Linked DNA regions of Homo sapiens: region 2 is linked to region 1. The links are chromatin contacts, found by Hi-C in ENCODE. All regions are on one chromosome and are shown on one strand. The core of a region is the stretch at or near the end of the contact, and the rest is flanking DNA. Distances in the headings are between cores, read along the strand shown.

The links. A loop is a pair of places that touch in the nucleus more often than their neighbours do. Pooled maps may share reads with other maps.
Region 2: a loop to region 1 is called in a pooled map, with 2.2 times the contacts of the local background. The contact joins two enhancer-like sites. A Hi-C loop is called at or near these places in 4 of 37 single-sample maps with no recorded cell type and 3 of 50 pooled maps.

The regions. Positions count from the first base shown.
Region 1 is chr11:121,766,096-121,770,963 of GRCh38, forward strand. No RefSeq gene overlaps it. Among named protein-coding and RNA genes, the nearest start is that of SORL1-AS1, 320 kb to the left of the region's middle. RefSeq lists an enhancer at 1,707-1,756. Within about 2 kb of position 1,501, at least 2 of the 41 ENCODE cell types and tissues checked have a DNase peak (open chromatin) inside an H3K27ac peak, as active enhancers do.
Region 2 is chr11:122,213,796-122,218,850 of GRCh38, forward strand. All of the region lies in intron 2 of MIR100HG (mir-100-let-7a-2-mir-125b-1 cluster host gene), which reads right to left. Among named protein-coding and RNA genes, the nearest start is that of MIR100, 64 kb to the left of the region's middle. RefSeq lists an enhancer at 1,855-1,904. Within about 2 kb of position 1,763, at least 11 of the 41 ENCODE cell types and tissues checked have a DNase peak (open chromatin) inside an H3K27ac peak, as active enhancers do.

The DNA.
Region 1 (4,868 bases), core at 251-2,750:
CACCCAGATAAATGAGTCCTCCGTGAGAAACCCACACTGGTCATTACTCAAGACTCTCCTAAAACCTCGACACAGGCTTCCTGCCTGAGAGACTCAAAGTGCCCCTTGACTCCCTTACCTTCTGGAAAAGAAAATGTTCCCCCACCCCATCACAGGGACTGAAGTCATCTCCAGCTCTCCCCGCTCCAGACCGATGCTCAAAGCGGCTGGAGCCCCCGACTCTTGGCCCCCAGCCGGCCCCCACGTCATTGCCCACTGCAACGTCTTTGAAATGAGACTTAATATCCAGCACACGCGCGTGCACTGTTCAGCTCGCAGGGGCTCCGAGCATGGAGCTGAACAAAGAACCTCCGTGCAGAGGTTTCATTGTTCGCAAAAAGCACTACCAATGAGGGCTTTTCTCCCAGTGGTGAATCTCTCGCCCTTTTGGCGGAGGGTACTGTTTCAACACCCTAAATCTAGCTCTTCCATCTGATTGACAGCAGCCCTAAAATTGTCCAGGTGTGAGGAAGAGGATTGTCGGGGTTGAGGGCCTTTGAGATCAGGTTAGCTTTCTAGAAAACTGGTGGGTAGGAGGGTCCAAGAGCCAGGACTCCTGGGAGGAAACCGGGGTCAGGGTCTGTGTTTCATTCAGAGAGGGGAGACCTGGAGAGCATGATATGCTCTTGGGAAGTTGGAGACTATTTGTATTTACTTATTTGTTATTTTGACTTGTGAAATTATCCCCTTTCACTCTGTCAGGCTTCTGAGTCTGCACAATAAAAATTAATTACAATGAATTAGAACCTTTATAAACCACCCTTAATAGAACAGCGGCTCAGAGACAGCCCCTCCTCTGGCTTCTCGGCGGTCTACAGTTTAAAATTCGATCAGGAAATAATACTTCAAGAAGACAAATGTCTCTAAAATAAAGTATCTGTTTTTGGCTTTTATGGAATAAATCCTGGAAGTAATAGGATGCTGTGATGGTTAGCTTTCTGTGTCGATTTAGCTAGGCTATAGTATCCCATCATTTAATCAAGCACTAATCCACATGTAGCTTCGATGGTATTTTGTAAACGTGGTTAACAGCTACAGCTGGTTGATTTTAAGTAGATTACGTTGGATAGTGCAAATGGGTCTTATCCAATCAGTTAAAGGTCTTAAGAGCAAAAACTGAGGTTTCCTAGAGAAGAAAAGATTCTGCCTCAAAACTGCAGCATCAATGCCTGCCTGAGTTTCCTGAACTGGCTGGCCTGTGCTACACATTTCAGACTTGTGTCTGGCCCCTGCAATCCTATGAGGCAATTTCTTGAAATAAATCTCTTTAAATAAATAAATGAAAGTTTCTATCTCTATTCTACATTTCTATATCTATGTATTATTGATTCTGTTTCTCTGGAGAAGACTGAATAATGAAGGTATTTCAAAATCTTATGCTGAATTGAAATTGTTCATTGTGTAAGTACCTTCAGGGCAGGATGACAGTTCCTCTTTCTTTTCTGAGCATGAGGCATTATGCTGCACACAGGGTAGGAATTTATGAAGCGCTTACTGAAGTCACCGGAAACCCCAAGAAGCCCCATCATGCTTTTTTCAGCTTCTGCTCCTGCACTTTCAGTTCAAGTGGAAACATTTGCTCCTTCTCATTCACACAAGACTAATCAGCCTGACTTGGGAGTCCAGCTCTTCTCATGACCTTCCCATAACCTTGTGAAGTACTGATGCTCCCATCCGTCTCTACCTTTAAAAGCTGTGAGCCGAACCACACCTTCCCCAAAGGCCTCACTGCAGAGAGCCCAGGCGCATCACTTGGTCTTGCCTCCTAGCACTTGTACCTGAGAGCCTTTAGGTTTACCTCCGTTGTTCTGTTCTGGCCTGGCATTGTGAGATGATGTCCTCCCTTTCTCATTAGCGGGTGGTCCCTCTGGGGGAATTCCAGGCTCTGATGTTGTGGAACATGTATGGCCTTTGGAATTAGCCAGACCCAGTTTGAGCCCCAGTTTTCATACAAACATTGAGAACCTGATGAAGTCATGTACATTTTCTGAGGCTCAGTTTTCTTATTAGTAAAATGGCAGTAAAGTGACTCATAAGGACATGTGAGGAATAAATAAAGCAAATAGAGAGTTATCATTTATTATTTTAAAATTAGCAACAAAACATATATTTCTCTGTGTTAGTCCGGGTTCTCTAGAGGAACCGAACCAATAGGATAGATGTATATTTGAAGGGGAGTTTATTAAGCAGTACTGACGCACACAATCACAAGGCGAAGTCCCATAATAGGCAGTCTGCAAGCTGAGGAGCAAAGAAGCCAGTCCGAGTCCCAAAATCTCAAAAGTAGGGAAGCCAACAGTGCAGCCTTCAGTCTGTGGCGGAAGGTCCGAGAGCCCCTGGCAAATCACTGGTGTAAGTCCAAGAGTGCAAAAGCTGAAGAACTTGGAGTCTGATGTTCGAGGGCAAGAAGCAACCAGCACAGGAGAAAGATGGAAGGCAGAAGACTCAGCAAGTCTAGTCCTGCTTTATCCTAGCCACACTGGCAGCTGATTAGATGATGTCCACCCAGATTGAAGGTGGGTCTGCTTCTCTCAGCCCACTGACTCAAATGTTAATCTCCTTTGGCAACCCCCTCACAGACACACCTAGGAACAATCCTTTGCATCCTTCAATCCAATCAAGTTGACACTCAATATTTACCATCACATTCCCCTAATGAAGTTTTCTGTGGAATGTGAAATATAAAGCAGGTAAGATAAGCGCTACTCTGGTTGGTTCTAAGGAAAGCTTCTTACTTGTGCACTGGGACTCCCATTCTCTGTCCTTTTCAAGGGCATGCCTTCAGCAATGCTGTCTCTGTCTATTATATTACATGTAACACTGCTCTACTGGATCATCCCTGCCAGCCTGAGAACATGATGGCATAGCCTCCATCTTTCAACCAACCAACCAACAAACCAACCAAGCCATCATCAACCAAGCAAAAAAAATTCATCTTCCCTTACCCTACATGCCTCTGAAGTTACTACCCCACTTCTGCCCTCTTCTTTCCAGCAAAGTTCACTGACAGAGTTGTCTATGTGTTGTTTGTTTTCTCTCTTCTTGTTCTTTCTTGAATCCACTCAGTCTTTGTTCTCACTATTCCACTAGTCCGCAGCCCCAGTGGAGGTTGAAAAAGACCTTCACATTGCCAGAAGGTCTTTTATGATTGATTTTTAGCCACAGTGGATCACATCTTCACCTTGAGGTAGTTTCTTCACTAGTCCTTGGGGAACCACTCACTCTTGGTTCTCCTACCTCACTGACAGTTCCTCCTCAGTCTTTTCTACGTTGTTCTTCCCCATCCCCTAACCTTTACATTTTGGAATGTCCCAGGGCTCAGTTCTCATTTACAAACAGTGAGCAGGGTAGGGCTAACTTAATCTCATGGTTTTATCATCTACACATTGATAACCCTCCAATTTACATATCCATCTAGACCCTGTGTCCTGAAAGCCAGACTCATACAGCCAACTGCTTGCATGTCTAAGAGACGTCTAAAATTCACCACGTCCGAAAATGAACTCCTGATATCTCCCTGAAACTCGTTATTCTGAAATTGTCCTAATTTCATGAGTGACCCTTCCAGTCTAGAGTTTACTGATCTATAAAGCCTTAGGACCATCTTTGACATTTCATTTGTTATCTCACCCTGCATCTATTCCAAGGGCAACTGCTATAGCCTCTACTTTCAACATATATCCAGAATCTGACCCCTTCTCACCACATCTACTTCCACACTGAGTCTAGTCTCATGCCCCATCCTCTCATGTAGATTATCTTAACAGCCTCTTGTCTCCTTGCTTCAACTTTCATTCAACTATACTTTATTCTCCATACAATATCCCTTGAAAACATTCGTCATAATTAGTCTCTCCTCAGCTCAAACCCTTCCAGTAGTATCCCATTTCACCCAGAGTAAAAGGTAACGTACTTTCCACAGCCCAAGACCCCATACAATCCCCTACAAACTTTCTGGGCTTAACTTCTGCCACTTTCTTTATCCACCCTTGGGTAGGATCACTCAGTGTCAGTCACAGTCTCCTTCTTGCCAATCTTCAAACACAGTGAAATATGCGCCTACCTCAGGGCCTTTGTAGGGGCTGTTCCCTCAACCTGGAAAATTTTCCTCCTGGATATTCACATGAATCCTCTGAGATACCCACAGGGCTCATTTCCTCTCTTCAGAGAAGAGACCTTCTCAGAGAGCTGAACCTGACCACCCTGGATAAAAGCAAGTAATGCCCCCAGCTCTTTACAGCCTCCTTACTCTGCTTTGTTTTTTTAAAGGACTTGTCGGTAACTGACATATATTCTTCTCTTCTTTTACTTATTGTCTATTCCCACAAAATGTAATCTTCCCAGCAGCAGGCACTTTGTCTCTTTTGTTCATTGTTATATTTACTAGCACTGAGTACAGTGCCTGGCACCCGATAGATTATCAATAATTATTTGTTGAACAAGTGAATGAATGAACAAACCCCATTCACTGTAAGCTCCATCCCCTGGCTCAGCATCCATCTTCTGGAGCTCCAGAGATGGTTTTCTCCCTAGAGTTCTCGCCTGTCTCTTCCTCTCAGGCCTTTGCCTCTTGGCGGTAAACATCTCTGGTTCTTTCTACAGTTCTTTAAATAAAATGGTGGCTCTGGCAACACATCTGAGTTTCTTCACACTCCACCATGTGGTTTGTCTGGATTTAGGGATTTGAACACTTAAAATAGTTGTTTGCTGCCTATTTTCTTGTCTTCTTTGGGCTTCAGCTTCACCATAGCCATGTTGATTCTACCCACTCATGTCTGAAGACCAGACTTCTAGACTGAGAGCTGGGTTTTGGGATTTGGAACTCAAAG
Region 2 (5,055 bases), core at 513-3,012, 450 kb after region 1:
CTCAGTTTCCCCACCTGTACAATGGGGCTAGGTACAACAACCTGTTGGAACTCAAAAAGTAGCTGCTGTGAGAGAACTTATCAGTAGTAGTTGGTTTGTTCCCTTTGAACACAAATATATCAGATCTGATGCATCAAGGATATGCCAGTCCTGCAGCTCCCTGAATGTTAGAGCACAGAGGCTGCTTAATGGATCATGATCCTTGGATGCAAATGAAAATAAGATTCCCTCTTTTACTCTTTCCCTCCTAAGTCTATAAGAGGCTGTCCTAACAAGGTGACAAGCTGAACATGCAATAGAAAACTGAGCCCCTTTAGGCTGCCAGAATTGTAAGACATTTCTTGTGGGACAACAGCATTTCCCAGATGACTCAATTCAGAAGGACTAAAAGGAGTTTCTGTGACCTGAAGATGTTTGTACATCAGCTAATCTAGCTTTCCACCTTTGCTGGAATATGCTGACTGCATTTATTTCTCTAGATATCTCTCACCCAATAGTAAGACTCAGTAGAAGCACTACCTCCTCCAGGAAGCCTTCCCTGACTACACAGCTTGAATTAGTGCACTTTCATATTCTCCCACAACACCCTGGGCACATATACTTCTCTCTTAGCAATCAGGAAATTATATTGAAATTGTCTGCTTGTTAGTCTCTGTCTTCTTGGTGACCAGGTACTATACTTTACAATCTTTTTTACTCCAGTATCTAATACAGTGCTGGCATAATGCAGGAATTTAATAAGTGTTTATTGAACTACATGGATGTGTATCTCTCTCTAGAGTATTTGCTAGCATAAACCCCCATTTGTATTTTATAAGGGTATCCCATAACCTCTGCTCTTAGGAAGTTCTATCTCATATCTAACTCAGTTCTCTCCTGCATGCATATATTTCTCTTTTTTCAAACCTTGGGAGACCACAGCCGGTCACGATCCTCATTCTTATCAGAGTGATCATAGAAATCACAACTTGCACTCATCATTGTTTTTCTCTCAGGTTCAGCTTTATTTTTTTTGGTCTGAAATCAGGAATGAACTTTCACAGTCTCAACTCTGGCCATTTTTCCTTTTAACAAACAAATAGAAAAGAACTTCCAAGAATGATTTTGACCAGATAGAGTCTGCTCCTTTTAACAAGATTGTGTGAAGCACCTACTGTGTGCCAGGCTGTGTGTGATGGAGAGGGAGCAAATGCATAAGTCCCTGACATCAAGAGATCTTCAACCTAAAACAGAGAATAATGGGGGTACTGAATTTAATTCATAAAAAGTAGCACCCCACTTTCTTGTGATCCCTTGGTTAGAATCACCAACTTTTATGAGTTTGTAGAAAAGCCCAGAGTGCTAAAAAGTAAAAAGCAAACATTCCATTTCTGAGCAATTTGGGAGAAACTAAATTTGGCCCAGTCAGGAGACACGTTGGGGAGTACCTTAAAGGATAAGTGTCAAGTGTCTGTTGACATTTCTAAAGAAATCCATTTGCATTTTCACTGCTAAGGAGAGGCCGGCCTCCACTGGCCACACATTCAGAAAGCTGGCAGGAGCCACTGGTCAGCAACCCCCAATCAAACAGGCTTCCTCTTTCTGGCCAAAGAGCTCAGGGTCTGCGTGACTTGAGGCAAGTCATCCAGGGACATTTGGGATTCTGATCTAGTGAGCCAGTGAAGACGGTACAGATAAGGCCCAGACAGAAATCTGGCAGCCTAAGTAACATCTGGTTGGTCTGAGGTTTGGACTCTGGCTGGGGCCGGGAGCCCAGGGCTGGCGACTGGGGAGCCTGCACTTGGAGCTGGTGACAGCAGGTGGCGCAGGAGCGCAGAAACCAACCTTCAGTGGGCCCTGAAAGAAATCATGGTGTTAATGCCACCCCAAACCACAGCCAAGCAAGGCAAAGGCGACCATGTTGTCCTCAAGTCCTGAAAAGGGCAAATTGCACAGATGGAGCAAAGAACCATAGATGGGCAATTCTCCGGTAAAGAAAAGCCAAGGTAGGTCGTCAGAGATCTAGGTAAAATCCTTCGATGGTCAAGGACTTCAGAACTTTAGGAAATGTGCAAAGAAAATGAAAGAGAAAGACAACACATAACATTAAGTTCAGGAGCAATATAAGAGCTCCTGGAGAGGAAAGGCTCAAGTCACTTTGAACCCTTAGGGCAGCTGATGAGCCAGGTATCATTCTCCAAATAGCCTCTCCTTCCCTCCAGCAACAAAACGCAAACAGAATATTCACAACAAAAACCTCACCTATTACAGTTAGTAAAGCCTCGAAAATCAACATTTTTAAACAAAAAATGGAAATGTTATCTCCTTCTTAAAGCTAGTAGAAGGCACCTTCTTGTTGCCCCAATCTCTGCATAAGTTCTCCTCCAAAGCATATCACTGGGGGAAGAAGGGAGAAAGTTCCCCTCCAGTAAGTATCCAAGGTTCTTCTGTTTGTGTGCCCAAAATGGGACAAAAAAGCATAGTCCTACTTATCTATTTACCTAACACCATAAGTCGAGGAATTTTAAGCAGCTGATTCTAAAAGCTAGAATAAAAGCGTTACACACAAGATACGAGACAACCTCCCTCCAAAAGATAACGGGCACAAGCAGTAGACTGCTGAGATATGCAATGGAGAATCTTCCCTCATCCACTTAAGCAGTAAGGGTTGGCTTTGGGATAAATCTCAGGGAATGCAAAGAATATTACTTATTTTTCCATTTGGTTTACTTTCATGTTGTTACTTCTCTCGTGGGAAGTAGATGCCTAAGCTCTGATGTATATAAATCCATTTTCAGTGTTTACTTAAGTACATATACATACACTATAGCAAAATGTTGCTTTGCTTGAAAAATCATTGAAACATTTGATGTGTTTGCTCTCAATCAATATTCTGCAAAAAGCATCTGGGTTCGCTGCTCAACTAGGACAGTAGACAAGTCTGGAGTCTTTTCCATGAGCCACCTGCCACTTGCCAGCTCTATGGGGTCCCACATCACAGTTGTCCCAGTAGCAGACAGTATAAGGGCTATGTGATTTAGGCTGCAACAAAGGGTGATGACAGAACAGAGAAAGGCAAGGTGAATTCCCTCTGAATGTGACCAGAAAGGCTTCATGGAGAAGGACACTCCAGTTGTTTGACTACTCCATGCCTTTGGACATGTTTTTTTTTTTTTTTTTTTTTTTTTTTTTTTTGCCTGAAATGCCATTCCTCAACTCCCACCATCATCCTTTTGGGGGAATTTCCAGTTTCCTTCAAAACTAAGTTCTGATGTTATCTAGAGCCCTCCCTGACCATCACTTTGCCCCTTAGAAGTCCTATACAAATCTCATTCCAAATACATGGCACAGGAATGATGCTTGTGTCTTTGTTGTTGTCTTTATTATAATATTCACTCACCAGCTGGGAGACTCCTTTTTTTCTAATTTTTTTTTTTTTTGAGGTGGAATCTCGCTGTGTCACCCAGTCTGGAGTGCAATGGTGTGATCCTGGCTCACTGCAACCTCTGCCTCCTGGGTTCAAGTGATTCTCCTGCCTCAGCCTCCTGAGTAGTTGGGATTACAGGTGTATGCCACCACACCCAGCTAATTTTTTGTAATTTTAGTACAGACAGGGTTTCACCATGTTGGTCAGGCTGGTCTCGAACTCCTCACCTTGTGATCCACCTGCCTCTGCCTCCCAAAGTACTGGGACTACAGGCGTGAGCCACTGCATCCGGCCTTTTTCTACTTCTTAATGGTTTCCCAGATACCTCTCCCTACAGCTCCTCCCAACTAAGTAGGGTTGCCAAATAAAAACAGAACTGCCCAGTTCCATTTGAATTTTGAACAAACAACAAATAGTTTTTTAGTGTAGTATGTCTCAGATACTTCATATATCATATTCTCATTTGTTAACTATGGCAGTCTTATTCCTGAGATCACTGAGTTCGTGCCTTGTGCCCCCTCCCCGCCCTAGGGCAACCATTCAAAGCTTCAGGTGCACTTTCTCAGCATTAGCCTCTCTCCCCAGCCCTCCAGAAGAAAGGTGACACTCCTTGCACACACTGTTAGCAGCCTGGAAGAGTCATCTAAGGTCAGTTTCAGATCCATTTTGAGATTTTTTCTTTTTCTGTCCTGTATTGGCTGTATTTATTCAATAGAAGTCAAGTTTAAGTGTTTCAATTCAATATAATACCACTTGTTCAATTAATTGTTAAATAGGAGAATATCACTTACTTTTCATTTAAATGTGGTTTAACGAATTGCATGAATTACATGACTAAGACACTTTGCAATCTGTTAAATCCATGTTGAATTTCAAAGTATGGCAGGCTGGGTGTTGTGACATTTACCTTTTCAGCTCCTACTGTCTCTTTCTACCATTTCTCTCCTGCAGAAAACAAGGGAGATCCAGCTGGGAAGGCAGAAATCTGCAGAAACACATCCAATCCTATCAGAGTGCCCATCACCGAGAAACACCTTTAAGTTAAAGTTGCCCACTTTATTTCACTATCTTGTCAAATGGAGCTTTAAACATGAAAATAGAAACATCTTGGATTCTTTTAACAAGTCCCTTCTACCAAGACTAACATTGTTTTCCATTTACATCCACTTCCCAGGGCGAAAAATGGCAAAAAGGATAATTTGTAACAACGCTGCCCTACCTTTTTTCACTTCATGACAGGCACAGAAAATTATAATAGCTGAATGACAGGGATCAATTGGAAAGAATTTGGGAGATTCAGTATGAGGCTTAGTAATAAAATTAATTAATATGATTTAAAATTAATAAAAATTATTTTGTTCATTATTTTAAAATATAAAATGTTATATAAATATATTAAATGTGAAATTTGCATAACGTCTCCCAGTTAATGGTATTCTATTTAGAAATGCCTAACATCTGATTGTAAAAGGTAAAGATAAAAGTCACGTATGCCTTCTACCTTATTAGAACAATACAAAATATAAGAGCAAATTAAATCAGAAAATAATCTAATATTTTTATACTGCAGGCAAAGCGAAGAACTTCCCTGAGAATAAATAAATCATGACTAAGAAAAAATTGAACTCATACTAGGACATTTTAACAGG